Regions from separate parts of the Homo sapiens genome. Here region 2 is linked to region 1. A link is an interaction called in ENCODE POLR2A ChIA-PET data of the cell type or tissue named here. Cell type or tissue: GM12878. All regions are shown on one strand. Links, peaks and the distances in the headings refer to the core of each region. The heading gives the core; the rest is flanking DNA.

What was found. ChIA-PET counts read pairs that join two places held together with the same protein. Peaks named below come from ENCODE experiments on the same cell type or tissue, not always from the same donor. Only the 100,000 strongest peaks of a DNase experiment are listed, where the experiment ranks them.
Region 2: POLR2A ChIA-PET joins it to region 1 with 7 read pairs; 3 of 35 experiments call an interaction of 5 or more read pairs at or near these places.

The regions. Positions count from the first base shown.
Region 1 is chr4:107,998,374-108,003,759 of GRCh38, forward strand. The region is part of intron 1 of HADH (hydroxyacyl-CoA dehydrogenase); the gene reads left to right. Among named protein-coding and RNA genes, the nearest start is that of HADH, 11 kb to the left of the region's middle. In GM12878, for the core only: no CTCF peak of the experiment used is centred there; no DNase peak of the experiment used is centred there.
Region 2 is chr4:108,105,089-108,110,474 of GRCh38, forward strand. All of the region lies in intron 3 of LEF1 (lymphoid enhancer binding factor 1), which reads right to left. Among named protein-coding and RNA genes, the nearest start is that of LEF1-AS1, 60 kb to the right of the region's middle. In GM12878, for the core only: no CTCF peak of the experiment used is centred there; a DNase peak (open chromatin) is centred at 3,138; H3K4me3 peaks cover 223 bases.

The DNA of each region.
Region 1 (5,386 bases), core at 207-5,206:
GGTTCAAGCAATTCTTCTGCCTCAGCCTCCTGAGGAGCTGGCATTGCAGGCGTGCACCACCATGCCTGGCTAATTTTTGTATTTTTAGTAGAGACAGGGTTTCACCATGTTGGTCAGGCTGGTCTCTAACTCCCGACCTCATGATCTGCCCGCCTTAGCCTCCCAAAGTCCTGGGATTGCAAGTGTGAGCTACCGCGCCCGGCTGATTTTTAGGCTTAGTTAATAGGTGAAGTTGGGGAGAAGGTGAGGCCAAGAGAAGGGCTGGAGTTGAGAGGCAGATGTAGGGAGCTACTGGCCTTGTGGTGGTGTTAAGACTGTCATGCATGAGGCAATAGTTGTGTTCTTTTTGTTTTTTTGTTTTTTTTTCTTAGTAATAGCCATCCTAATGGGTATGAGATCAGAGGTTTTTAACATTATACTGTGATGGACATTAGAGATTTCATGAATCTCCTTCATGGTTCCCGAAAGGTTGGTAAAGATTCCTTCTCTGACCTTTGTTGTACATATTGGTCTTCAATATGCATTCTTATGGAAAAAGGTGTTCATGGCTAAAACATTTGAGAGCCGCCACACTGAATGATCTCTGGGTTGTCTTCCTCCTCTCAAAATTGATGATCCTGATTATCTGTAGCTAATAAGCCTGAACAATAAATGCTTTCGCCAATCTCTTAAAGTAGTTGAGAAGCTAGGTGTGTTAGTTTCCCTTCTGTGATAGAGAAGAAACCTGTGTTGGAGAGCAGTGAGCTTATGTGTCTGTGGCCATCTCTGACCTGATTCACACATGTGCCCCTCACAGACAGGCACAGACACAGGGTTGGCATGCCTCTAGCCTTACAGCCTCTTGGATGAAAGGTATAAGACACATTCACATGTTGGAGTGAATTAAGCACACATCCATTTTGAAATCACAGGGCTGGATACCACTTAAAGAATATTGATCTTGCATTGGGCAACGCATAGCAACTGCCCTACATTTCCCCTTTTACCTAGCGTCACAACCACCAGTACTAGAAAGCAGTTAATCTGCTCACCAAAATAACAGAGAGAGACTTTAGTGGCATTTTTTCCACTTGGTAATTGACTAGACTCTGGCTATTAGCTCCTTTTTTTTCCTTACTATCCTTTTCAAACTAATAACGTGACTTCTCATAATTTTAAAGTAACTTGATGCTTACACAAAGTTTATCATAAAGGTTTCTAGCAACAAAACCAGTCATGACTTCTTGAGAACTTATTTCTAAAATAATTTACAAATTGAGACTTATGAAAAAATAGCTCTGTCATTCAAGTGTTCATTTCATGAGTATGAAATATCTCCCTTGTGCTAGACATCAGGCCAGGTAAAAAGTAAGATGTGATTGCTGCTCTTGAGAAACCTACTGTCTAGTGGAAGAAATACAGGTATGAACAACTAATTGTAATGAAGGCACAGACAGCCTACCTGTCATATCTGGGATTTGATCTGAAACAGATGAAAGTTATAATAGTTTACATACCTTACCTTAAAGTATGGTTTTTAAATACTTAAGATGTGATATGACATATAGTGTGTATATATATCTTATGCTAAGGAAAAAGGGACATTAAAAAAGCTTATGTTAAAAGATATATGTATACATTGTACTGCCTGTATGTTTGTGAAATTTGTATTTACTGGAAATTCTCATTGGCCTGTAGATAGGAGTGTTCCTAAGCACCCTATATTGGGATTTGTGGTAACAGCAGCTTGACAACCTGAAGTGGATGATGCAACAGCACTTTTGAAAGGTCTCTCCGTACTATCTTGATTTCATCATCTAAAGTTGGTGTTGGCAAAGAGAAGATAAGTGTTTAGGGTGTTGGATATCCCAGTTACCCTGATTTGATCATTACACATTTTAGGCAGGTATCAAAATGTCACATGTACCCCAAAAGTATGTACAGCTATTACATATCAGTTTTTTAAAGAAGAAAAGGTTGGTATGGTTAGCTTTTCTATTTCAAGTGTATCATTCATCTTTCACATCTGGGATTTCTCCTATGCTCTGGTTGGTTAATAACTTTTATTCTGAAATCGGTGAGATTCTTATGACATGAAATAGTCTATAACCAGTTAAGTTTTTATTTCTCTGTTCTGTTCACATCCTGGGGACTGGGCTGCCATTACATAACTGAGCAGCCATTGGTGGTTCACACCAGCGCCACACCCAGTTATTTTCTTTCAGTATTTGAATTCCTGCACAAAAGATCTGCTGTATCTGCAAATCACTAGAGGCACAAAAGAAGTGATTACCTCTACTAAGGGTTGGGAGAAGTTTCACTAAAGGAGAGATGGTGTCCATGTTAGATTATGAAGGGTAAGTTGAAGTCCATGAAGCAGCAATGAGGGAGCCGGACATGTATGGCAGAGGAAACCACATGAACAAGGGCACAGAGCCATGAGATAGCACAGAGGAGGGAGACGTGTGGTGTGGCTGGGGAAGACTACAGAATCGGGTTACTACCGTCCAAAGCATTTGTTATTTAGCAGTTATTGACCAGCTATCATATTCAAGGCATGTGATAAGTACTAAGGGCTACAAAGACCAAATCAATTTCTGCCATTAAGGGATTTTAAATCTAAGAGCAGAGATTAGACAGAGATCTAAATGACACAGTTTACTTTGGTGTAAAGTAGTACAATAAGAGCAGTAAAAATCTAGTTCTGAGGTTTCAAAATAGAAAGTACATTCATTTGGAAAAAGGCTTCATGGAGAGGGTAGCATTTGAAATGGGCCTGAATAATGGATAGAACATTTCTGGACAGCAGTTAATGGTTGGGATTAAGGAAAAAGTGTTGTCCAGAAAATGGTGACCTACAGAATAGTGGTACCAGTAATGAAGGCCAAGGAGAATTGATTTTAGGGTCAAGGTGATAACTGCAGCTTAGATAGATTATTTTGGTTTCAGGCACAGTTGGAAGTATGAGAACGATTGGAATTTCAGAAGGAAATTATATTGGAAACAGAACCTTGAAGGAAGTCCTTGTTTATAGGCTTAGAAGATCAAGAGAGGTCAATTAATATGGCTAAAAGGAACAGACAGATAAGAAACTGAAGAGTTTCAAAAATGAAACTTTTATTGGCAATGTACAGAGCTGTTGTAGAAGATGAAGCCAAAGAACAGGCATTGACTTTAGCAATTTAGTAGACCATTGATAAGTTACAGTAGTCCCCCCTTACGAGGGGAGGGAGTACATTCCTAGACCCTCAGTGGATGCGTGAAACTGCAGATAGTACCAAATCCTATACATACTATGTCTTTTTGATCTGATAACCCAGTCAACTACCAAGTGACTAATGGATTGGGTAGTATACAGTGTGGATATGCTGGACCAAGGGATGAGTCTCCTCCCAGACAGGACAATTCAAGATTGCATCACACTACTCAGAATGACATGCAATTTAAAACATGCATCATTTATTTCTATAATTTCCCATTTAATATTTTTGGACCATAGTTGACTGTTGGTAACTGAAACTACAGAAAGTAAAACCACAGATAAAGGGGGGACCAACTGTATCTAATTTCATGCAGCAGTGGTGGTGGAAGAAGCTACTCTGATAGGAATGTTTGTGTTCCCTCCAAAATTTATGTCGAAGCTGAATCCCCAGTGCAGCAGTATTAAGAGATAAGGCCTTTAGGAGGTGATTAGGTCATGAGGGTTCTGTATTCATGAACAGCTTAGTGCCATTTAAAGGGGCTTGAGAGACCAACTTTGCCTCTTCTCCCTTCTGCCATATGAGGACACAGTGCTCGTCCCCTCCAGAGCAGGGGTCCCCAACTTCTGGTCCGTGGCCCATTAGGAACCGGGCCACATAGAAGGATGTGAGCAGCTAGCAAGACTTCATTTGTATTTACAGCTGCTCCCCATCACTTGCATTGCTACCTGAGCTCTGCCTCCTGTTGGATCAAGAGTTGCATTAGATTCTCATAGGAGCATGAATCCTATTGTGAACTGTGCATGTGAGGGATCTAGGTTTCGTGTCCTTGTGAGAATCTAATGCCTGATGATCTGTCACTGTCTCCCATTATCCCCACATGGCACCATCTAGATGCAGCAGAACAAGCTCAGAGCTCCCACTAATTCTGTATTGTGGTGAGATGTATAATTATTTCATTATATATTACAATGTAATAATAATAGAAATAAAGTGCACAATCAATGTAATGCACTTGAATCATCCCTAAACCATCCCCTCTTCCCTGCAAGACGGTAGAAAAATTGTCTTCCGTGAAATTGTCTCCCATGTCTTCCTGGTGCCAAAAAAGGTTGGGGACCTTTGCTCCAGAGCATGCAGCAGCAAGGCACCATCTTGGAAGCAGAGAACAGCCCTCACCAGACACTGAACATGCTGATGATCTTGATCTCTGTTGTTTATACATTACCCAGTCTTTGGTATTTTGTTATAGCAGCACTAACAGACTGAAATAAGCCATATTACTAGAGTTTAGGAATTTAATGGCTCAGGAGAAAGTAGAAGCACCAAGTGTAGTGAATAAAATAGCAGCTAACAAGCTTTGTGCACCTTCACATGCCTGGCACTGGTCTAAGCATGTTAAACACATTAACTTCTTTAATCCTCACAACAGTTTTATGAGGTGGGTACCTTTGTTACTAACCTTTATGACAGATCAGGAAACCAAGACATAGAGGCTTCGTAGCTCACCCAAAGTCACACAGTGAGTGAGTGGCTAAATCAGTGTCTTAGTCTTTTTTTTTTTTTTTTTTTGCTGCTATTAACAGAATACCTGAGACTGGGTAATTTATAAAGAACAGAAATTTATTTTCTCATAGTTCTGGAGGCTGGGAAGTCCAAGATCAAGGTACCAGCTTTGGTGTCTGGTGCAGACCTACTCGTTGTGTCTTGCTGGGGGAAGAAGGCTGTCTGCACATGGCAGAAGGTGGAAGAAAGCTAGACGAACTTTCTCCGTCAAGTCCTTTTATAAAAACCTTTAATCCCATTCATGAGGGAGGAGCCCTCATGGCCTAATCTCCTCTTAAAGGCCGCACCTCTCAATACTATCATATTGGCAGTGCCTGACTTTTGAAGAGGACACATTCAAATCATAGCCAGGTTTTAAACCCAGGAACTCCAACTATAGGCTTGTTTCTCCACATATCACCATGCCACCAAGTAATTTAAAGACTTTGGTGGTAAAGCAAAGGCCAGCCTCAGGTGATTAAGGAGGATCCTTTTCTTCCTCCCTTTTTATATGGAGCAGGATCCCAGCCCGTTTGTAAAAAAATAGAAGGACACAGAAGGGAAAACTTGAAAATGAAAACTGAAAAACAAGTCATGAAATCAGAAGATGTGAGATCAAAAGCAAAATAAAATAGTTTACCTTAGAAGGCTGTGCCTGGATC
Region 2 (5,386 bases), core at 59-5,058, 110 kb after region 1:
TTTAACCCTCAGAGCTTAATACTATGGGTTTACGTTTTTCCTACATTTAAAAACACTGCTTTTTTTAAACTTAAAATTGCATGAAGAATCCACTTTTTTTTTTTTTTTTTGAGATGGAGTCTTGCTCTGTTGCCCAGGCTGGAGTGCAGTGGCACAATCTTGGCTCACCACAACCTCTGCCTCCCGGGTTCCAGCAATTCTCCTGCCTCAGCCTCCTGAGTAGCTGGGACTACAGACGTGTGCCACCACACCCGGCTAATTTTTGTATTTTTAGTAGAGACGGAGTTTCACTATGTTGGCCAGGCTGGTCTCGAACTCCTGACAGCAGGTGATCTGCCCGCCTCAGCCTCTCAAAGTGATGGGATTACAGGTGTGAGCCTCCACGCCCAGCCTGAACCCGCTTTTAATATCCACTCCTTAAGAAGACTACTAGGGTTCTAATGAAAAGGTTAAAAGCCACTCTTTGAATTTCAAAAATTGTTTTTACCTCAAACATCTCCATTTTCCCAAGTGTTTTCAAAATTAATTTTAATAATGTTTCAAATCATGAGTTGTACAGCTATGAATGAAAATTTTAAGTCTTCTATCTCGTTTCTCTATAGACCTGGTGAAATTCTTATGATAGAGCAATGGATATGATCCCATCTCTCCCAATTTAAGGTCTCTATCAAAGCTTTCATTAGCCTCCCATCACAGGATATGTGCAAAGTGACTCCTGGGCTTGAGATGAAATATTCATTTACCTTATAAAGAAAGGGGGGAAACTTCCACTTCAAAGTAATCAAGTGCAAAGCAGTTTATTAATGTAGAATTCCAGAGCTGAAGGAGCCTAAGCGTTCAATAAATTCTAACCACCCTCAGTCAGTCAATGACGAAAGTGATATTCAGACAAGTCAGGCAGCTGGGTCTGCAGTCGGGCTCCAAATGTTGCCACCCCGAATCCAGTGCCCCACCTGGGATACAAAGCTACTACCAGACCCAGTCACAAATGCTCAGAGGTGAGCCCAGATATGGCTCAGGGAGATCAACGGTCTGATCAGTCAATTTCACCTATCCAACTCAAAAAGTACTTAAGTAAATAAATGCCTACCATGTTAAGGTGCTATCCCAAGGAAGCATGACAAGGAGACAAAGATAAGTAAAATCTCATCACTATTCCCAAGAAACTTAGTATCTACTCAAGGAGGTAAGACATATATGCAAACACCTATAATGTGTAATGTTAAGAACAAAACCAGCCATTAGGAGATGAAACTCCAGGCAGGAGGTAATAAGGAAGGGAAGAAGACAGTAACAGCCTGGGTGTGCCGGGTGAAGGGGAAAGGCCAGGAGAAAGAGGCTTCCAGGTTTTCAAGATTGAGGCTGCCTTTACGGACTAGGATGGGGCAGGCAGGCAGGATGAGGAAAGATGATGGGCTTCATTTTCAGTGTCCAGTGGAAGCAAGCCAGCGACAATATGGTGCACTGATGTACACACATTAGGGTACTTTTGTTGTCGTTTCATGCAACACAAGTTATAAAGTGACTTGTATGAGGTCATCGGGCTGCAAAGTGGTAGAGCCAGCACTAGACTCTAAAGCTCAACTTCTGGTTCCGAGCCATCCCATAGCTCCAGAAGACTACCTATCCTGGATGAGTTGCAAAGATCAGTGGGAGAAATACAAATTATTTTTCCAAAACCCAGTCAAGTTGGTCAAAAATATGCAAGAAAAAGTGACATTACATGGTCATCTAAAAACACTCACCAATGAAGGGGAGTTTACACATATTTACATTCCTTTTCTACTTCTGTGAGTGCACAGAGAGAGGAAACCCATCTGCATGGAGGCGGACACAGGTTGAAAAATGGGTAGTGACAGAAGAATGAGAAAAAATCAGACAGCAGGTCAGATACAAGCATTGTCACCCAGAGTCCAACAGCTGGCTGGTCACTTGTGCATGATTGGAAAATACAAAAAAACCCCACATCTCACATGCCTCTTAAGATAAAAAGACTCATTGATCTTGCTCGAAAGGAGTGAGCCTTTAAACAATCCACTCTCTCTGCCCCTCATTATGACTTTTATTGGTTTTATTCTGCACGAATATATGGACCCATGCCTCGGAAGAAGAGCTGAGGTCAATGACCTTTGCAGGCAAACTTGATAGAATTTATAAGCAGAGAGACAGAGAAAGGTGTTTTTTTTTTTTTCTTTTTTTGGTAAAGATCACACAGATCTAGCAGCCTGACTTCTGGGAAAAATATGAAATTTCGTAGAAAGTCTACAAAGAGAAAAAAAGACCAGAAGTATATGCACTGAAATGTAAACCACAATATTAACTTGTGAGACTATAGGTAATTTTCGTCTCTTATGCTTTCCAAAATTTTTATCTAGAATATTGTGCATAATCCTTACAATCAGGGAAAAGGCTTATTTTATTTTTTTTAAAGGGAAATGGTGGTGCTACTTGAGCTGTCTTGTAAAAAAAAAAATTGTATACTTTGAAATTTATTTTGGATAGTCACTGAAGTCAGATGCATATAAATTTTCTAGCTTTTCATAAAGTTTCTCCCTATGTTGCTGTCAAGGAAGTAACTATCATCTTTTTGTCACTCTCTGAGAACATTTTAGCTCTTCTGAAGGACAGTAAAATAGGATGTTATGTCCTTTGACTATCATGGAGTCTAACAGTCCAATTTCACTCTTCACCCCCGCCCCCCAACATGCTGCTTCTCACTGCCATTTTCCCCGTTACTGATAAGAGAAAGAACAACAGACAGAAAACCTACTACAGGCACATAACTCAAAAGGACAATTACCACATGAAGATGCTTATACTGATCTTCTAGATGCTTACAGCTAGGAGATCCCCAGAAAGCACAGCTCTCACAATTCAATTCAGAGTCAGACATCCACAGTGCTAAAGCGGGCTAGAAAGGGACAGGTCTCCTGGGCAGGGACAGGGAAAAGCAAAGCAAGCTACAAAGTGAGGCTGGTCTTCGCTTTAATTCAAGAGAGAGATGCAAGTTTCGATGAGACCCAACCATCTATTCAATCACTCTGGAAAGTGTATAGTTACAAAGGACCTCAACCTTGATACACAGCTTTTAACAGTGTGCTTCGACTTTGAGGTTTCCTTTCCAGTTGCTCAGACTTTCCACATCAACCTTCAGGTGCTTTGCAAGAGATGACTGTTTTGTAACAAGCCTAACATTGTGCTGGTAATAAAAAAAGGTCTTAGATTATCATCATCTTATCTGCAATCAGTTTGTCATAGCACCTCTTTCTTACTTTCAGCTTCTTCTAGATTTGACTCACTCGTAGTATACCCTTTCTCCTTGCAACCTGACCTGGTTAAGAGATGCAGCGCTAATAATATTTTTCTGGACTTGATTTTTCCTATCCAACCTAAAGCATGACATAAAGATGCTGTTCTCCTTCTGTATGTATAAAATAAATTATATTAAAATGTGGGAGATGTCCAGTGGTCTTGGAACTGGGGATACTTCCATCAAAATAAGAGCAGCCACACTGTCAGGAGAAACATGCAAGTGCTGCAGTCCCACTTGTTCATCTCACCAGACTTTTCCATGTGGTAAACAGGATCACTCAAGAAACCAATACAAATCACTAACTTCTCAGTTTCTTTATTTATAAGATACACATGCACTGCGTTAGGATTAGCAGTTAAATATTAGGATAAAAAATAAACAGAAAACAAGCAAACGAGCTCTTCCTGTTGAGCTGCAAGTTTCTCTCTCCTCCTTCATACTCTTACCCTCTTAATTACATTAAAAAGATCTGGACTGAAGATCGTACAAATAGAGTTGACTTATGTGTGTATTTCATTTTGTATCTGCAACCAGGAATACAGGATTGGAACCAGACCAAGGATCAAATTCAATAGGTCTCTCCAGTGTCCCCAGCTTAGCATGCAAACTTTGATGTGCAAAAACTTAACATTTCTACCTAGGGATGTAGTTTTGATAACAAAGGAGCTTGGCAGACAAAGGGTAATTTGTTAAATCTGCTAGAAGCTACTTATCTGCTGTGGGCATGCAATCTTTAGGCATATTTCAGTTAGCCCCTGTGCAGAACTAATTAAATTGGAGGAAAGAAGAGAAATCCACTCCTTGTAAGGCCATCAACTATTACGTCTCAGTGTTTTTAGCCTGAGCACTTCCTCGGCGCTCAATTCATTTCAATTATTAACAGACAGAAGCTAAACGCTGTTGACTTGCTGGAGGCTGTAATCACCTAGAAAGGCCTCTAAAAATGAAAAAGGGACAAGTTGTTTTCCAGTATGGAAGGTGATTAAGCATGAACTCCAGAGACAGACTGCCTGGGTTTGAATATCACTTCTGTCACTTACCAACTGGGTGATCTTTGGTAAGTCTCTCCATCTCCATGTGCCTAGTTTTTCCTCATTTGTAAAATGGTATTAAGAACAGAGTGACCCTTGAAGGACTGTATGAGCAGGACATGCATTAATATTTGCAAACCACTTAGAACAGCATCTGGCACATAGCAAGTACTATGTAAGTGTTAAAACAAAACATGTGAAGTGCTTAGAATGGTGACCAATAGGCACTAGATATTACCACTCCCATCTAATGTAAGTTTTAATCTAGAAAACAGAAGGCAAAACATTCAGGGTACTGAATAAGACATTCCCTCAGGTTCTAAACTATGGCCTCTTACTGTATACATAGAGATGGTTTTTTTAATCCAGAGAAGTTATTTTCCATCATCAAGTGTCCCAGGCTGAGATGGGAGGCTCTTGGGGAAGGGGGGCAGGCACAGCAGGTCTACAAAATACACACCTGCCCAGCCTCATAATTAAAAAGAAGTCACCATTAGAGAACACAGATTTGTTTGAAGTTCACGGGAGCTTTACCAATACAAATTAGTTTCTCCCAGTATTTCAAGCAATTATCACTTTTAAAGTCTAGTGGGGGAAAGGTGTGAAAGGGAAAGTAATGAGGATTTGTATTAGAACTGTTCTCTTCAGCAAGAGCACGAAGCCTCCAGTAGGAGGGGAGATGCAGAAGAATGGCAGGTGGCATTGTTGGCAAACAGTTTTCCAAGTAGAAAATTAACATTCTCCAAACAATACTTAACTGTTAAATGTTTCTGCCTTTCCTATTTTGAGTACAGCAGCAGGGGTCACTAAGTATTATAAACCATTTCCTTATAGAGCATGTTTTCACTTTCTAAAATTAACAAGTTTCACTATTCTTGTTTCTCTGAAGTCAGAATTTTTCTCAAACATGATACATTGCAGGCATTTACTATCTCTACAACTTAATAGCCTTACTACGCCCCTAGTGAAACTACTGCTTGTCTGTTGCCTAGAAGGTTGCTAATAGGATGATTGCAATTGTCTTTGAGATTGAATTTTTATG